2 separate regions of the Homo sapiens genome follow, and region 2 is linked to region 1. The links are chromatin contacts, found by Hi-C or POLR2A ChIA-PET in ENCODE. All regions are on one chromosome and are shown on one strand. Each heading gives the region's core, a stretch centred on a gene start or an enhancer-like site at or near the end of the contact. The rest is flanking DNA. Distances are from core to core; before and after follow the strand shown.

Evidence for each region. A loop is a pair of places that touch in the nucleus more often than their neighbours do. ChIA-PET counts read pairs that join two places held with the same protein, here RNA polymerase II (POLR2A). Pooled maps may share reads with other maps.
Region 2: a pooled map of heart right ventricle shows a loop between it and region 1 (2.6-fold over the local background). The contact joins two enhancer-like sites. A Hi-C loop is called at or near these places in 4 of 168 maps with a recorded cell type or tissue (CD4-positive, alpha-beta T cell, CD8-positive, alpha-beta T cell, IMR-90 and 1 more), 2 of 37 single-sample maps with no recorded cell type and 15 of 50 pooled maps. POLR2A ChIA-PET finds 5 or more read pairs at or near these places in 1 of 52 experiments (activated naive CD4-positive, alpha-beta T cell).

The regions. Positions count from the first base shown.
Region 1 is chr1:38,612,289-38,615,748 of GRCh38, forward strand. No RefSeq gene overlaps it. Among named protein-coding and RNA genes, the nearest start is that of LINC01685, 140 kb to the left of the region's middle. Within about 2 kb of position 1,788, at least 2 of the 41 ENCODE cell types and tissues checked have a DNase peak (open chromatin) inside an H3K27ac peak, as active enhancers do.
Region 2 is chr1:39,085,378-39,088,837 of GRCh38, forward strand. It overlaps a transcript of MACF1 not described here. Among named protein-coding and RNA genes, the nearest start is that of NDUFS5, 61 kb to the left of the region's middle. Within about 2 kb of position 1,879, at least 9 of the 41 ENCODE cell types and tissues checked have a DNase peak (open chromatin) inside an H3K27ac peak, as active enhancers do.

The DNA.
Region 1 (3,460 bases), core at 538-3,037:
GGCCTCCCATGAGATGGGCCATCCTGTCCCCTGAGCTGCCCCTGGCCAGAAGAGTATAATGGTTTCTCTATTGTGCCCAGCTCCTGGACACCAACAAGGTGCTCCTCAGCATCCTTCTCCTGGAAGTTTCTTGTCTTTATTGATGTATTTAGTCAGGTTTGGGGTTTTTTTGTTGTTTGTTTGTTTGTTTGTTTTGAGACAGAGTCTTCCTCTGTCACCCAGGCTGGAGTGCCGTGGCGCGATCTCGGCTCACTGCAACCTCTGTCTCCCAGGCTCAAGCAATTCTTGTGCCTCAGCCTCCTGAGTAGCTGGCTAATTTTTGTATTTTTAGTAGAGACAGGATTTCACTATGTTGGCCAGGCTGGTCTCAAACTCCTGGTCTCAAGTAGATCTGCCCACCTTGGTATCCCAAAGTGCTGGGATTACAGGCGTGAGCCACCACTCCCGGCCATATTAGTCAGTTTTTCGTCTCTTAACAAATAACCTCAAAATCTTTGTGGCTTACCGCAACACACATTTATTTTCAAAGTTATAGGTCAACAGGTTGACCTAGGTTTGGCTGGTCCAGATGAGTTCATGTGGACCAGAGTGGCCCCAGGTATTGGGCTAGGCTCAGGTCTCCTCCACACACACATTCATTCTGGGGCCCAGGCTGCAGGCGCTGTGGATTCCAGGAGCATGTCCTGTCCACAGCAGATCACAGGGGCACAAGAAGGCTAAGGAGACACAGTGATGCATCCTAGAGTCTCAGCACAGACTGGCAGCATCACTACTACCCACGTTCCACTGGCCGAAGCAAGTCATCTGACCCAGTTCGTTATCAGTATATACCAGCAGAGAAGTCTACACCACCCAGTGTGGTTGCAGGAACTGCAAAGTCACATGATAAAGAGCATGGATGTGTAATCCCAATATAGGAAGGCAGTAAAGAATCGGAGCAACAAGACAATGTAATGTGGGTTCTTAATGGGACATGGTTACTAACATCTGACACCGTATCAGCAGGATAACCCGATAACCTGAGATGAGGCAGTGAAGCTGGACCCTGTGGCTGTTACTGTGCAAACACATTGGGGGCTGCCTTGACAAAGGGGCGTGGGGCTGCAGTCCCTTCCAGAGAGCACCTGTGTGAACCTACTATGACCCTGAGACATCCCTGGAATCACTGACACAGCAGGAAACATGGAAAAAAGAAAACCACTTGGATATCTAGATTTACAGGACCAGGACAGCAGGGCTGTTCCCCCAGCATCTTGACTTGTCTTGGAGAACCAAGTCTTCTAAGAGGCAGGCTCAGCGCCCTCATCAGCCAGAGCCAGAACCGCATTGAGCTCAAAAAGGACTCCTGTGACTCGGGGTCCCAAGGGGCATGCCCACCCCACTGCAGGGATCTGCAGACTCCCGAGTCTTGGCTCAGAGACGTTCCACATCAGGGCTGGAAGAGTGTGTGCAGGGCATCTAGTCAGGTCCCCTTGTGTGCAGATAGGGAAACTGAGGCCCAAGAATGAAAGACACCACCGACAGTCAGCGGCAGGGCTCCTTGTCTCCTACATTCATGCTTCCTCCAATACCCCAGGGAACCTGATGGCCCCCAGGACCTCTCATTCTCTCCTCCCTTTCATTACCCATTCCCCTACTGACCTTGCTTCTGCCTTGACTTGGGCTCTTCAAGAATTCTGGTGGAAGCTGCAGCGCTGGCTGTTACATTTCTACTTGAGAGGAGCGGCATTTTCCCAGGGAGGATGAGTTGACAGCGGAACCAGGGGCAGGAGCTTGGCCAAGAAAGCCGCGGCCTTCACAAGGCTGGGCTGGGCGGATGGAGAAGCGGCTGGGTTTCAGCATCCAATTAGCACCCCCTGTTCTTAGAGCTGTTGGAGCCGGCTGCTGAGCAGCTGGAAGGGAGCAGGCCAGCCAGCTGGGCTGGTCAGTTGGTGAATGAGCACTAATTGGGTGTCAGGCACGCCAGGCCCCATGGCTCCCCTCCCCTCCCCACCAAACACTGGAAGACCACCACAGAGAGCTCAGGGGTGGAAAGCAGCTAATTGGCCTGGCCTGCCCAGCAAGCCCTTTCTCCACAGATGCCCTGTCACTCTGCTTTCTTTGTCTTTCATTTCAAGGGCTTGGGGAAAATTGCCCATGTGCTCTGAGAAGTTTGCTGTAAACCTCAGAACCGGAGGGGAGCTTGTTTTAAAAGAGGCTCTTAGCAGAGACATTTGGGCTCATTTCCCACAGTGGCCCCCATGCTCCTGGCTGTGGAGAACTGTGGGGACAAGCCTCCTGCACACTCCCTCACACTCCTGCTTGTCCATATTTTTAGACAAGAACAAGCTAAGGAAATGCTTTCTGTTGCCTTTTGCCTGCCAATTTCACTGTTCACTTAGGGAGAGAAAAAAAAAACTATTAATACTACTTAATTTTTTCCCGTACTTAACTAGAAGAAATCACACTTACCCTAGAGGAAGCAGGCATGAATTTGAACATGAGCATCGAAACAAACACAGATAACAGGACCCTGACTCTAAGTACCCCCAACACAAAATGTATTGAACTTAGGGAAGCAACGAAGGCTGGAATGTATTTAACAGGTGTGGCTGGGATGATATTTTGAGATACAAGTCTATCCAACCTGTATTTTTTCTCCCCTATATTTTCCCTTCTCACCCCACCATCCCCAAAGAGGAAGTCAGCATTCTGCTCATTGCCTCAGGGGAAAGACGCAGCAGGGCAAAAACCAGAAATAGCCTGGAAATCTCTCTGGCTTTTGTGTTCCAAAAGCCTGAGCCCTTGGGGGAAGGGGATTTCTCAGGCTTTGACTAGTGTCTTGGCCAGAAGCAGGGGGAGAGCTGAGCTTCACTCTCTGACCCCTTCTCAGAGGAGCAGATAGAAATTTCGCCAGCTAGGGGAGGGAGGAGAGAGAGACAGAAAGGCGTAGAGCAGACTTGTTCTCATCAGCACCTCTGGGAGGGTCACCCAGGCAGATGGAACTGTGAACAGTCCAACATGGCCCTGAGGCAGTAGAAAGCCACCAGGCCATATAGGAAGCCACAGAAGAGAGTGCTATGGGAACCCATGGCCAAGGCAAGAGGTTATTCCCCCACTCTCCCTCTCTCTGCCTAGGAGCCTCGAATTGCAACTCTTCCCTGGGTGCCTGGGTGGGTGGGTTCTCTAAGGAAGGTTAAGGTTTATTCCCCACCCCCCGCCACCCCACCACCAAACTCTATGAAATGAGGATTCAGAGCAAAATATTCAATTTAGTATTAGTACAAACTTTTAAGGCAATATGCCTTACACACATGGATGTGTAGACACCTCATCTCTGGCCTTAAGACATTTTTTATATCACCTTCACAGACAGGCCTTCCTTGACCACCCTGTCTAAAATAATCCTCTCTCTCCATTCAGTCCCTATCCTCTTCATAGCACTGATAATTTTCTGACATTACATTGTATATCTGAGTGT
Region 2 (3,460 bases), core at 629-3,128, 470 kb after region 1:
GAAGATAGAGCAGTGCCTGCAGCTAATTCAGTGACATCACCCGCTTTCAAGCCGTCACCAAGGCCTGTACTGCTACCTTCTTTGTGTCCCTCAAATAATACAGCCACCCCCTCCACTGTGTCATCTCTCACCTGGACCTTCCAATGAGCATTTAATAGCTCTTCCTCTCTTAGTCTTGCCACCATCCTCCACGTGACTAATAGAGTATTTTTTTCTAAAATACAAACCTCAAGAACACATATTCTATTTTATGAAATGAAGTGCTGCCTGTACAACACTTCATTAAAAATACAATAAAAAATAAAATAAAATACAAACCTAATTCTATTACTCGGCTGCTTAAAAACCACCTTTGGCCCCTCATTGCCTGTGGAATCAAGGCTTCAGCATAAAGACCCATCAAAATTACTTACCTCTTCAGCTTCACCTGCCACCACCTCTACCCCCAATCACCCTGCCACAGTACACTGTAACTGGACCCCCAGAGGGATGCATCTTGCAGGATGAAACCACCACACTTTAATTTTCTTCTCTGCAAGATGCTGGTAAACCCTCCTCCTCTTTTAAGTGCCGCCTCCTCTGTCCTTAATGCCCCCAGTGGTATCCAAAGCTTCCTCCTCCGCTCTCACAGTCATACTTTTCTCTCCTCCATGTTCCCTTGTTCAATGTAGCAGTTAACCCACAGGGTGCCCATCACTCCCTTAGAAGAGTGAGCAATTTGGGATGTGTCTTATGTTTTGAGCCCCCGAGGGCTGCACGGGGCCTTGTACATGCTAGAGATCAATTGGTATTGAATGACTGAATGAATGCTGAATGAGTGTTTTGAGGATATTATGTGATGTGACAGACTGTGATCCAGAAACAGGCACTGAGCTATAACGGAAAGTTAGAGAAAGGCTTATGTGGGCTCAGGTAATCAGGAAAGGACTTTAGAGGGAATGAGCTCCAAGTGAGGAGACAACAGTGGGGCCTGGAAGGCAGGAGGGAGAGTTGGAGCTCTTTCTAGTGGGCAACGAGGAGTCCTTGGAGGAAGTCCTTCTCAAAACCTTTGGGCCTGCAGCATCAGCCAGTAACAGAATTTTAGAGCTGTCCCTAGGGTGCAGGAAGGGGTTTACTTGTCCCCAGTCTTGAAGGGCCATAACTCAGGGCCCTGATGACTCATAAACCTCTTTCTCCTGAAGAGAGAGTGGGCTGTCTCATTCTTCCTTCTTTATGCCCTCTGCCTCCATCCTTCATCACTCATGCATACTTAGATCGTTTTGTGATGATTTCCACTTCCAGTCTTCTCTGAGGAGGCCCACGGGATGATTTGCTTGCTGCTTCAGATTTGGAGTCTAGAATAGAAGTGGAGTGGACTCAAGGAGGCTTAATTTTACACAGGCAAGGCTCCTAAGGACCCTGCTGGGTCAACTGAGCAAAGGGATGGTGGGTGCTGCGCTGTGCTGTGTTTCTGGCATAGATGCTGATCTCCTTTGCATCCTGACACTGCTGAATGCCTCTTTTGAGGAGGGGGCTGGGCCAGTGAGGCTGAAAATGGGGAGACTGCCATGGTTAAAAATAACTTGTGCACTGCAGTTGGGCGTGTTTCTTTAGCAGGAGAGGAGAGAGGCAGCAGAGACGAGGCGGGACTGCGACTTTAGGGTCTTGCTGAAATCTTCATGTGATTTTAGAATGCTGTGGGGGCTCCACCAGAGTAATGGAAAAGGCAGCCTTAGCTCTGCAGGGACTCCTTCACAGGAGGTGCAGGGGGGCATGTCTGGGAGACCCTGGATGCTCTGAAGCTCTCTGAAGCAGAACTTTAATTGTGGGAGGAAATGAAGTCAGTCTTACGCTGGAAGCCAGCTGTGGCCTGTGCAATTTTCTCCTCCCCCTGGATCTTGCTTATGAAGCCAAGTGGGGGTGTCTGAATCACTCTCACCAAATAGAGATCTTCCCTTTCCCTGGCCCACTCCGTGTCCTGAGCTGGTCTTAGGGCCTCGCCCTTGCTTGAGAGGCCTGATGGGGCAAGCCTGGTGGTCACACATGTCAGAGTAGAGAGGGATGTCGGGGCTGAGAAACCTGCTGATTTCAGTCTACAAAGCCAAACAGGTTTTAGGGTGCTGAACCTTGTTCTTCTTCCCATCTTCCTGTTCTCATCCTTTCCCTACATTTGTTTCTCCTTCTTCTTTGCCAGCCATATTCTCAACTCCCTAAGCCCAGCCACATTCAAATGTAACAAGAGTCACTAATGAAAGTGTCTTGTTTCGGTTTATCAGCTTTATGGTTTACACAGAGATTTCAAAATAACTCTGTTAGGCAGGACATATGTTAGCATCCGAGGCTCAGAGGGTTTAGGGGACTTGCCTATAGTTACACAGGACTGGTAAACACAGATCTTCTAACTCCAAGTACATTGCTATTTCTTTTTTTTTTTGAGACAGAGTCTCACTTTGCCACCCAGGCTGGAGTGCAGTGGCGCAATCTCAACTCACTGCAACCTTCACCTCCCGGGTTCAAGCAATTCTTCTGCCTCAGCCTCCCGAGTAGCAGGGATTACAGGCGTGTGCCACCATGCCCAGCTAATTTTTGTATGTTTAGTAGAGATGGGGTTTCTTTTTTTTTTTGGAGATGGAGTCTCGCTGTCGCCCAGGCTGGAGTGCAGTGGTGCAATCTCTGCTGGATCTCAGCTCACTGCAGGCTCCGCCCCCTGGTTTCACGCCATTCTCCTGCCTCAGCCTCCTGAGCAGCTGGGACTACAGGCGCCTGCCACCTTGCCCGGCTAATTTTTTGTATTTTTAGTAGAGACGGGGTTTCACCATGTTAGCCAGGATGGTCTCCATCTCCTGACCTCGTGATCCGCCCGCCTCAGCCTCCCAAAGTCCTGGGATTATAGGTGTGAGCCACCGCGCCTGGCCCGAGATGGGGTTTCACCATGTTGGTCAGGCTGGTCTTGAACTCCTGACCTCAGGTGATCCGCTTGCCTTGGCCTTCCAAAATGCTGGGATTACAGGCGTGAGCCACCGCACCCGGCCCTGTACATTGTTATTTCTATTTCCTTAGGCAATACCTGGCAACCAGCCCAGTCTGAATCTTCTGTAGTTGACAATCTAAATCTCCACACTCACCTGAGAGACTTGGTCACTTCCGGGAAAGGCCTCAGGATCCTGGTCTATAGAACCAGGAAAGGGGAGAGACAAAGATCTTGGAAAATTTGCCTCTTCCCCTCTGGCTCTCTGTCTTTAGTGAAGAGCAGTAGAAATATCCTTACTTAATGGTGGGGAGCAACAAGGAAGTGGGGCGCTAGGGAGCTTACTGTAGCAAGGAGTACAACCCCAAAGGGTAGAAACAAAGAGAGGAAGAAATGATGTATCCCTTGGGACCTGTGGGGAGTATATTGAGAACAGGGTGCAAGACAGGGTGTCACATGGCTGTACACTGCACAACCCTTGGGGGTGCGATTCACATCACATTTGTTGTCATT